Regions from separate parts of the Homo sapiens genome. Here region 1 is linked to region 2. A link is an interaction called in ENCODE POLR2A ChIA-PET data of the cell type or tissue named here. Cell type or tissue: B cell. All regions are shown on one strand. Each heading gives the region's core, and the rest is flanking DNA. Links, peaks and the distances in the headings are about the cores only.

What was found. Peaks named below come from ENCODE experiments on the same cell type or tissue, not always from the same donor. Only the 100,000 strongest peaks of a DNase experiment are listed, where the experiment ranks them.
Region 1: POLR2A ChIA-PET joins it to region 2 with 11 read pairs; 8 of 35 experiments call an interaction of 5 or more read pairs at or near these places.

The regions. Positions count from the first base shown.
Region 1 is chr22:31,790,088-31,795,467 of GRCh38, forward strand. It overlaps DEPDC5 (DEP domain containing 5, GATOR1 subcomplex subunit), which reads left to right. Exons shown (of 43, transcript NM_001242896.3): 11 at 1,946-2,015; 12 at 2,658-2,730. Among named protein-coding and RNA genes, the nearest start is that of DEPDC5, 39 kb to the left of the region's middle. RefSeq lists an enhancer at 468-527. In B cell, for the core only: no CTCF peak of the experiment used is centred there; DNase peaks (open chromatin) are centred at 264 and 2,754; H3K4me3 peaks cover 1,075 bases; H3K27ac peaks cover 1,417 bases.
Region 2 is chr22:31,855,928-31,861,265 of GRCh38, forward strand. DEPDC5 (DEP domain containing 5, GATOR1 subcomplex subunit) reads left to right here. Exons shown (of 43, transcript NM_001242896.3): 32 at 1,518-1,626. Among named protein-coding and RNA genes, the nearest start is that of YWHAH, 86 kb to the right of the region's middle. In B cell, for the core only: no CTCF peak of the experiment used is centred there; no DNase peak of the experiment used is centred there.

The sequences.
Region 1 (5,380 bases), core at 161-5,160, 66 kb before region 2:
GTGCTGATTTTGGAGCTCTTGGACTCCCGTGAATTAATTGGCAGTCAGTGAAGGTCTGCTGTTTCCTAGCACTCTGCTCTGGGTACTGTGGCTTGTATTTAGGAATTTCTGTCCACTTGAGATACATCCATGAAATGTACATTATATTATGTGCCTTATATAGTGAGTGTTGAATTCTGTAGTCACTAAGCATACTTAAGATAAAGATGGGGTTGGTCAGTATAGGCTGTTGTCTTCAGAGACCCAGGAGGAACTGAAACTGCGCTTGCTAGCTAACTGTTGCAAGCCACTTTTGATGTTCATCTGTAAACACCCTACTTCTAGGATATTGATCTCCAGACTCCATGGAAATGTTTATTCTCATTAGTCCCTGTCCCTGTCCAAAGGTAGTTCTTTGCCTTGGCTTATACCGCTGAGTCCAGAGCAAACCCCACCCTCATCCTATGAGACTAGTAGGGTGTGGGAGTGCCTTTGATTCTTAAATCCACCACCATGGGTGCTGTTCTTGTTCCCTAGACCACAATTCTGCAGAAATTAAAAAACACTGTAGGCCTGGCATTGTGGCTCACGCCTGTAATCCCAGCACTTTGCCAAGGCAAGTGGATCACTTGAGCCCAGCCTGGGGATTATGATGAAACCCTATCTCTCTTTTTTTTTTTCTTTTTTTTTTTTTTTTTGAGACGGAGTCTCGCTCCGTCGCCCAGGCTGGAGTGCAATGGCACAGTCTTGGCTCACTGCAGTCTCCACCCCCTGGGTTCAAGTGATTATCCTACCTCAGCCTCCTGAGTAGCTGCAATTTCAGGCGCGTGCCACATTGCCTGGGTAATTTTCCTACTTTTAGTAGAGATGGAGTTTCGCCATGTTGGCCAGGCTGGTCTCGAACTCCTGACCTCAGGTGATCCACCCGCCTCAGCCTCCCAAAGCACCGGGATTGCAGGTTTGAGCCACCACGCCCAGCCGAAACCCTGTCTTTATAAAAAATGCAAAAATTATCTGGGCCTGGTGACGCGTGTCTGTAGTCCAGCTACTCGGGAACTGGGAGACAGTCACCATTACTTAATGCTGATTTGCAGTTTTCCAATCACTTTCCACATTCCTGGCACTTTAGATAACTTTCCTAAAGTCACATAGTGGCAAGTTTCAGGTTCAGGACTCCATCTAGGGCTTCTGACTCCCAGCAGTGCTCTGTCCCCTGCACTGCAGCCTATAATTACCTGAAGCTATTCAATACTGTGCACTGCTGCTGAGCCACCTGGATTAAGAATATTATGTGCAGCTGGGCCTCACACCTGTAATCCCAGCACTTTGGGAGGCCGAGGCAAGCAGATCACTTGAGGCCATGAGTTCGAGACCAGCCTGGCCAACATGGTGAAACCCTGTCTCTACTAAAAATACAAAAATTACCCAGGTGGCCCACCTGTAATCCTAGCTACTCTGGAGGCTGAGGCAGGAGAATTGCTTGAACCTGGGAGGTGGAGGCTGCAATGAGCCGAGATTGTGCCACTGCACTCCAGCCTGGGCAACTGAATGAGACTGCCTCAAAAAAAAAAAAAAAAAAGGGCTGGGCACAGTGGCTCACACCTGTAATCCCAGCACTTTGGGAGGCCAAGGCAGGCGGATCACGAGGTCAGGAGATCGAGACCATCTTGGCCAACATGGTGAAACCGCATCTCTACTAAAAATACAAAAATTAGCTGGGCATGGTGGCGTGCGTCTGTAGTCCCAGCTACTTGGGAGGCTGAGGCAGGAGAATTGCTTGAACCCAGGAGGCGGAGGTTGCAGTGAGCCAAGATAGCGCCACTGCACTCCAGCCTGGTGGCAGAGTAAGACTCCGTCTCAAAAAAAAAAAAAAAAAAAAAAAAAAGAATATTATATGCATGCAGTCTGCTTCATAGTGAAGTAAATGAAACAAACTTCAACCCTGTTGTTCTCTACTCATGCTTAGGAGAAGAACTGTAGTCATGAAGTGACAGTGGTCCTGTTTTCTAGAACTTTCTATGATGCAAAATCTGTTGGTGAGTAACTATTTCTCTCCTACAGTTATGTTTTTGTTAAGCTTCCCCCAACCCCACCCCAGCCATTTCCTTTCATTTTTTTCCTCGTTGCACTTTTCCACCCTTCCCATCTTTTCTGTTATGGGGACAGTGTAAAAGGGAAAGTAGCACAGTCCGTTAGTGGATGCAAGAGGTCTGTGGGCTGTGATTCATCTTAAAACCAACTTAATAGATAGACAGTTGGCTGGGTGCAGTGGCTCACGCCTGTAATCCCACGACTTTGGGAGGCTGAGGTGGGCGGATCACCTGAGGTCAGGAGTTGAAAACCAGCCTGGCCAACATGGTGAAACCCCATCTCTACTAAAAATACAAAAATTAGCCAGGTGTGGTGGCATGCACCTGTAGTCCCAGCTACCCAGGAGGCTGAGAAAGGAGAGTCGCTTGAATTCAGGAGGTAGAGGTTGCAGTGAGCTGAGATCTTACCACTGCACTCCAGTCTGGGTGACAGAGTGAGACCTTGTCTCAAAAAAAAAAAAAAAAAAAAAAAAAAAGACAGTTATCTTTATTTTTTTGTGATGCAAATCTTTAACCCAGAAGAGGAAGCTGACAAAACTGAATTTCTCTTCTCAGCCTGAACTACATACTCCGTTTTCTCTATTTCAGATGAATTTCCTGAAATAAACCGAGCCTCAATTCGACAGGATCACAAGGGGAGATTCTATGAAGACTTTTACAAGTATGTTTGGGTGCTTTGCTATACTTTTTATTTATTTATTAGTTGTTTCTTTCCTAACTTAAAAATAAGTCAGCCTGGGCAACATGGCGAAACCCTGTCTCTACCAAAAATACAAAAAATTCGCCTCTTGTGGTCCCAGCTACTTGGGAGGCTGAGGTGGGAGGATCACTTGAGCCTGGGAGGTGGAGGTTGCAGTGAGCTGAGATCACACCACTGCACACCAACCTGGGAGAGAGTGAGACCCTGTCTCCAAAATAAATAAATAAATAAATAAATAAATAAACCTTTTAATTTTGTAATTGTAATGATTTTAGATTTACAGAGAAGTTTCAAAGATAACACAGTTCCTGCATGGTCTTTGCTCTGTTTCCTCTAATATTAACATTTCATAACCAAGTTACATTTGTCAAAACTAGGTTAACATTGGTACATTACTATTAAGGAAATTCAGATGTTTTTTAGATTTTAGCACTCGTACTTGCCGTCTCCAAGATATCATGTTGCATTTAGACCTTCTAAATGTTTTATTGTGAAAAATTTCAACATTCAGAGAAGAAGAGCAAATAATATAATGAGCCCGTATACCCAATACCTGAATTTAACAGTTATTATTTTGTCATATTTGATTCATCTGTTTTTTTCAGTGCCATTGACTAAGTAAATTATCAATATTGTAATATTTTATTTCTATACATATTCAAAAAAGGCATTTTTATATCTGACCACAATATCATGATCATGTTTAACGTTATTATTATTATTATTATTTTTTGAGACACAATTTCACTCTCTCGCCCAGGCTGGAGTGCAGTGGTCATGTAAGCTGACTGCAAACTCCGCCTCCCAGGTTCAAGGGATTCTCGTTTCTCAGCCTCCCGAGTAGCTGGGACTACAGGCGCCCGTGACCACGCCTGGCTAATTTTTTTGTATTTTTAGTAGAGATGGGGTTCGCCATGTTGGCCAGCCTGGTCTCAAATCCTGACCTCAGCTGATCCACCCACCTCGGCCTCCCAAAATGCTGGGATTACAGGCGGGAGCCACCATGCCTGGCTGACACCACTATCTAATTGAGATGATTATCAGATAGTAATAGTTACTGTTTTTACGGGACTTAGCATGAATGGGTTACTCTTCTAAGCACTTTACATGACTTGATTTATTTAAATATCACAGCATCCCTGTGGGATAGATACTGTTACCCCATTTTACAGATGTGGAAATTTGGACACAGAGTTTCAGTAACTTATCCAAAGTCCACACAATATTAAGTGGTGGAGCATGGACCTGACACAGTCAATCTAGTTCAGAGTCGATGCTTTTTGACCACTGTATTCCTCAACCTCATACAGATTATACTTTAAATTATTTGTTGATCTTTTGTTGGATCCTGTACCCCTAGGAGAATTTTATGAGAGTGATGGGCCATCTGCTGTACTGACACCTCCACTCATCCCCTTATGCAGATGAATTCTGCATTCCTCTAATTCAGTGAATTCCAGGAACCATGAGAGCTCTTCTGACTTAACAGTATATGCAGTTTTATCTGTATAATGAATATGAATTAATTTGAGCATGATCAGTTATACAAAATACTATATAAAGCATGAATATGAATATATGAATTATGAATGTAGATTTATAGGTGTATATGACTATATATTTTTAATATATGAAAGTTTATGTCATTAAAAAGTCATCCTCAACGTTTTTTAGATTGAGAGAAACTGGTTATCTTTTTCTTACTGCAAAAACAATACAGGTTCATTTTAGGAAAATCACAAAATAGGCCAGGCGTGGTGGCTGATACCTATAATCCCAGCACTTTGAGAGGCCAAGCCAGGCACATTGCCTGAGCTCAGGAGTTTGAAACCAGCCAGTGCACCATGGAAAACCCTGTCTCTACAAAAAAATACCATAACTTAGCTGGGTGCAGTGGTGCGCGCCTGTAGTTTCAGCTATTTGGGAGGCTGAGGTGGGAGGATCACTTGAGCCTGGGAAGTTGAGGCTGCAGTGAGCCAAGATCATGCCACTGCACTTTAGCCTGGGTGACATAGTGAGACCCTGTCTCAAAAAAAACAAAACAACAACAACAAAAGCACACCAGTATAGTTTAGTAGAGAGGAATTCAAAGCACACTCAATTCCATCTACCAAATATAGTCTTCATTACTTTGGTGAATCAACCCCTATTATCTGTATTTAGGAGAAAAATTAGTTTTCATAGAGATGTGATCACACATTCCATGTGATTTTTTTTTTTTTTTTTTTTTTTGAGATGGAGTATCACTCTGTTGCCCAGGCTGGAGTGCACTAGCGTGATCTCAGCTCACTGCAACTTCCGCCTCCCTAGTACAAGCAATTCCCTGCCTCAGCCTCCGGAGTAGCTGGGATTGCAGGCATCTGCCATCACACCTGGCTAATTTTTTTATTTTTAGTAGAGACGGGGTTTCACCATCTTGGCCAGGCTGGTCTTGAACTCCTGACCTCAGGTGATCCACCGCCCTCAGCCACCTAAAGTGCTGGGATTACAGGCATGAGCCACTGCGCTGGGCCTCCATGTGATTTTTTTACATGTTTTATTGTTTTTATTTCTTTTTGAGACAGTGTCTCACTGTCACCCAGGCTGGAGTGCAGTGGTGCAATCTCAACTC
Region 2 (5,338 bases), core at 339-5,338:
AGATAAGAAAAGTGTTGCAAATTGGGTTCTCAGGGAAGCGGACTGAGATGGGGTGTAGCATATAGGATGCTTATTAAGGAGAGCCCTTGGGCACAACACCTGTGGGAGAGATGGGGAAGAAACCGGAGTGGGTGCCAAGAGAAGCTGGACTACAGCCCAGACCCAGTGACAGCCTCAGGAGATCCCACTGGAACAGCCCTCAGAGATGTGCTGAGTTGGGCCAACGCGCACACACACACACACACACACACACACACACACACTTCATTGCCTATGACACACACACACACACTTCATTGCCTATGACACACACACACACACACACACTTCATTGCCTATGGCAGCCCATGCAGCTGGGGCTGTCCCTGAAGGGGCCAACAACTGAGACAGAGCCTCCTAGACAGCCCTCTCAGTGCTGGGACAACAACAAGGCCATGGTGGAGGGGGCTGGGACCTGCCTCGCACTGTCCATCACAAGAAGTAATATATATTATAGTAATAATGAAGCACTTAAGACTTCAGTGTGAGCCTTCTGAAACCTAACAATAAAACAGTGATATATTAAAGCAACATAATTTAATCTAAAATAAAGTGTAGTTAATTTTAGAACAGAAAAAAATTAGGAAAATAAACATGAAAATATTCATTCATGTACATCAGAACCGAGATGGGGTGAGATGTCGTAAGGATACTGTATTTGTCTTGCGTTATGAGATAATGTCTGTTAGTTTGGTTTGGAGGGTGATGTAGCTATGTACATTTGAAAGATTAACCTATAAATCCCTTCAAAATGTATAGAGAATTAACACATCTTCTCCTGTTTTATGCTGCATGTTAATGCAGTTTTTTGTTTGTTTGTTTGTTTGTTTGTTTGTTTTGTCGCACAGGCTGGAGTGCAGTGGCACCATCTCAGCTCACTGCGACCTCTGCCTCCTGAGTTCAAGTGATTCTCGTGCCTTAGCCTCCCGAGTAGCTGCGACTGTAGGCGTGCACTGCCACACCGGGCTAATTTTTTGTATTTTTAGTAGAGATGGGGTTTCACCATGTTGACCAGGCTGGTCTCAAACCCCTGACCTCAGATGATCCACCCACCTTGGCTTACCAAAGTGCGGGGTTTACAGGCATGAGCCACCACACAGTCTTAACATTCAGAATGTGCTTTTGCTGGTATATTAAATAAAAATTGAGAAAAAAGTACTTTTACAAGAATTTTAAAAATGGTGTTCACAGACAGTCACTCAAACCATGTCAGTCCCCTTTTTAAGGTCATATATAAGCACCAGATGCTGCCAGAATGCTTTTAAAGTTGGGCTATTTTCTGATTTACTGTGGAGGACTGGTGATTGTTCAGCACAATGAATGAAATTAAGGGTATCATGAAGGTCTGGAAAGGGAAACAAGGCAGAAGTGTGTGTTTCAAAGATGACAGCAACAGAGCTGTCTGCATCTTGGCCGACATGGATCCTTCACCAGGGAGCTCTGAGCAAGCTGCTGTCATGTGCTTTTCCTCCTTTCAGGTGCCTGGGAGAACAGCAGGCAGCTGTGCATGGTGGGAAGAGCTCCGCCCAGTCAGCCGAGAGCAGCAGCGTTGCCATGACTCCCACCTACATGGACAGCCCACGAAAGGTAAAGGAAGCCGCGGTAGCAGGGAGCTGTTCTGTGCTCTCAGAGACTCAGTGTGGAGGGTAAAACAGATCGCCCTTCAGATCCGGGATTGCATGTGCAGAGGCTTTGGATGAATTCTACCCTGAACCCTTTAAAGGTTCTATTACTGTTACTACTTTTATATAGGGACTTTCTTATTCACAGTTGTAAGGAAGCTAACTTCTAGTTAAATCCGGATATAAAACGGTCAGTCATGCTTGTAATCCCAGCACTTTGGGAGGCCGAGGCTGGAGGATCACTTGAGCCCAGGAGTTTGAGACCAGCATACGCAACATAAGGAGACACCATTTCTTAAAAAAATTAAAAATAAAATTAGCTAGATGTGGTGGTGTGTACCTGTAGTCTCAGCTACTCAGAAGGCTGAGGTGAGGGGATCCCTAGAGCCCAGGAGGTTGAGGTTGAAGTGAGCCATGATCACACGACTGCGCTCCAGCCTTGGGTGACGCAGTGAGACCCTGCCTCAAAAAAATAAAATACAACAGTTAAGCTAAACCTCTTTGGTTCAATGCCCAAGATCTGGCCTGAGCTTTGTATTTGGCCGTCTGGTTTTCCTTCACCCTCATCTTTAGCTTTCCCAGAGGGGAATAGAAAGCTACTGAAGTAGCTTCCACCAGAGCTCGCTCTTCTTTGATAATGAAATTCCCATCAGTTTTCTCAGACTGCTGAGAAATACAGTCAAATGGGAGTATCCTGGGGTGGGGGGAAAATACAGAAAACCTGAGACTTTAGGCCTCTATCAGGAACAAGTACAATAAAGAAGCCAAAAACTCCATGGGTCTTTTAAGACCAATAGACTTGGCTCTGTCAGCTCCTTCTGGGAAATTCAGATTCAGATCATTCTGTTGTGATAGGACAAGCTGACTGTACTTACCTCTCTCTTGTCCCTATCACTGGGAGATGAAGGAGATTCAATACATATATGTTATTTTTCAAAATTGTGGTCAAATGGTATATCTGTGTTTATTTTACCTCCATATCATGAAAATTTCTCATGTCATTAAATGTTTTACAAAAGCATGATTTTTAAAAATAATTATATACTTTTTTCTTTCGTTTTTTTTCCCCTAAGCAACCCCAAAGAAAAAAATAGCTATATATCATTTTATCATATGAATATGCCTTAATTTATAACTTCTTTTGGTTAAAATTGTAGATGGTGATTTTTAAATGATTTTTGGTATTTTTCTATAAACTTTAAGAATTATTCTACAGTATACCACAGTTATAATGTTGCAGTGAATATGCTTGGAATAATCATTTGACCACACCACTGATAATTCCTTAGCATAAATACTGTAATTACACTACATGGGTAGAGGGATAAAAATCTGAGAAGAAGTATCAGCCAAGGCTGTGGGCAACTTGTAAACCAAACGTTGGCAAACCTAAATACATATTTTAGACTTTGTGGCCAAGAGGCAAAGCAAAGCTATTGTGTAAGTATAGTATTTCCATAACTATTTAAAGTTGTAAAAACCATTCCTTTGTTTTTTTTTTTTTTTTTTTTTTTTTTTTTGAGACGGAGTCTCACTCTGTTGCCCAGGCTGGAGTGCAGTGGCGCGATCTCGGCTCACTGCAAGCTTTGCCTCCTGGGTTCACGCCATTCTCCTGCCTCAGCCTCCCAAGTAGCTGGGACTACAGGCGCCCGCCACCACGCCCAGCTAATTTTTTGTATTTTTTAGTAGAAACAAGGTTTCACTGTGTTAGCCAGGATGGTCTTGATCTCCTGACCTCGTGATCCGCCTGCCTCTGTCTCCCAAAGTGTTGGGATTACAGGCGTGAGCCACTGCGCCCGGCTTTTTTTTTTTTTTTTGAGACAGTCTTGCTCTGTCACCCAGGCTGAAGTGCAGTGGCACAGTCTTGGCTCACTGCAACTGCAACCTCAGCCTCCCGGGTTCAAGCAATTCTCCTGCCTCAGCCTCCCCAGTAGCTGGGATTACAGGCGTGCACCACCATGGCCAGCTAATTTTTTTTATTTTTAGTAGAGACAGGGTTTCACCGTGTTGGCCAGGTTGGTCCCAAACTCCTGACCTCAAGTGATCCACCCACCTCAGCCTCCCAAAGTGCTGGGATTACAGGCGTGAGCCACCATGCGCAGCCGTAAAAACCATTCTTAGCTCACTGGCTGTAAAAAAATCAGAGGGCTGGCCAGATTTGGCCTGCAAGCTGTAGTTTACCAACTGCTGCTCTAGGGAGTGGCATTAGGTACCAAGGACAGTCTGTGTGTAAGGAATGATCTGCTGACCATGAGTCTTTTCACCTGAACTCCTTCACATGTACATAAACCTCAACACCATCAGCACCTCTGCTTCTATATGTTCTGGCAGTTAGAAGGGACACAGTGGAACAATGAGATAAAATTACCCTGTGTGCTGTCCACCAGGTTTTGCCTCTACTCATTGCCATCTTTGAGGGTCAGAAACAGTGCTGAGGACATGACTGAAAAGCAGAGAAATTATAGTCGCAAATATATTAGATTGCTGTTTAGAACCCTCTCCTGATTGTCCAGGTGAACGCTAAAATCCACATGCATGACCCATCAGTAGGGCTGGAAGTAAACTCCTGAATAGTCAGGGGAAACAAAATGCTATGAGATGGCCAAAGCAGAGAGCCCTGCTGACATGCTCAGAAATGCCCAACTGTTTCCCCAAGGAACACTTCATGTTAGAATGCGTTGGGGGTACCTGCATCAGCATCTCCGCAGCCACAAGTTTCCAAGGTTTCGTATTGGAGTTTGCAGTCACTTACGGGAAGTGGCAGCAGTATCAATAAAATGGGCACCCAAATATTTCAGTTATTCTACCTTTGGAATTGAGGAAAAGTTCCAGAAAAGCAGAGAACTTGAGATGTGTCAAGTGCCATTCCTGAATTTCTATGATAACCAGACATAAAAAGTAAAAAGATTCCGAAAGGAAAGAGGGTACTACTTAAGAATGATGGAAGGAGGGGTCATTGAAAAAGTCCTCCGTGTCATTTTTGTTTCACAGACATGGCTGCTTGAATTCCACAAGGGTAGGGTAGGGAGGGAATGACAGCTTTAGAAAGCCCCTCACAATGTGAGTGCTTGTGTATCTGACATTATATATGTCTTAGCTTGCTGATGATTTTGTTACACAACCAGTGGAGGAGAAGGTATGGCTGCTTCTGTATCCCCTGTTTGCTAAAAAAAAACTAAGCAAGAACTTACCCTGCCTTGAATCCTCTCCTCCCATCTGGCTGCCCATGTTTAGTAACAGGCAGAAAAAACCTCCTGGCTCAATGTATCTCTCCAAGAGGGCGACTGGTCACCCAGCCAGGTGGGAGGCCAGGATGTTGCCACCAAAGCCCTTACCCTGCAGCCCCACCAAGCTGCTCTGCGGCCTTTTCATCTTCCTTGGCATAGGTCTGAAGGAATTTCAGAGCTATGTGGGAGGGTGAGAGCATCCAAGCCACACTCTGATGAGACCTGAGAGAGCTTGGACACACCTTCCAACCTGGGTGCTTTCTCCCACACAGATGGGATATTCTGCCCAGGAAGGTGTGAGTTTCTGCTAATGCTTCGCATTTGGATATTGTCTTTCTGGGTGGCGCTCTCTCTCTCTCTCTCTTTTTTTTTTTTTTTAATTTTCCCTATCCTCTTCATATGTCCTTGTTTCTCTCCTTCCCTCCTTGTTTTTATTTTTATTTTTTGTTT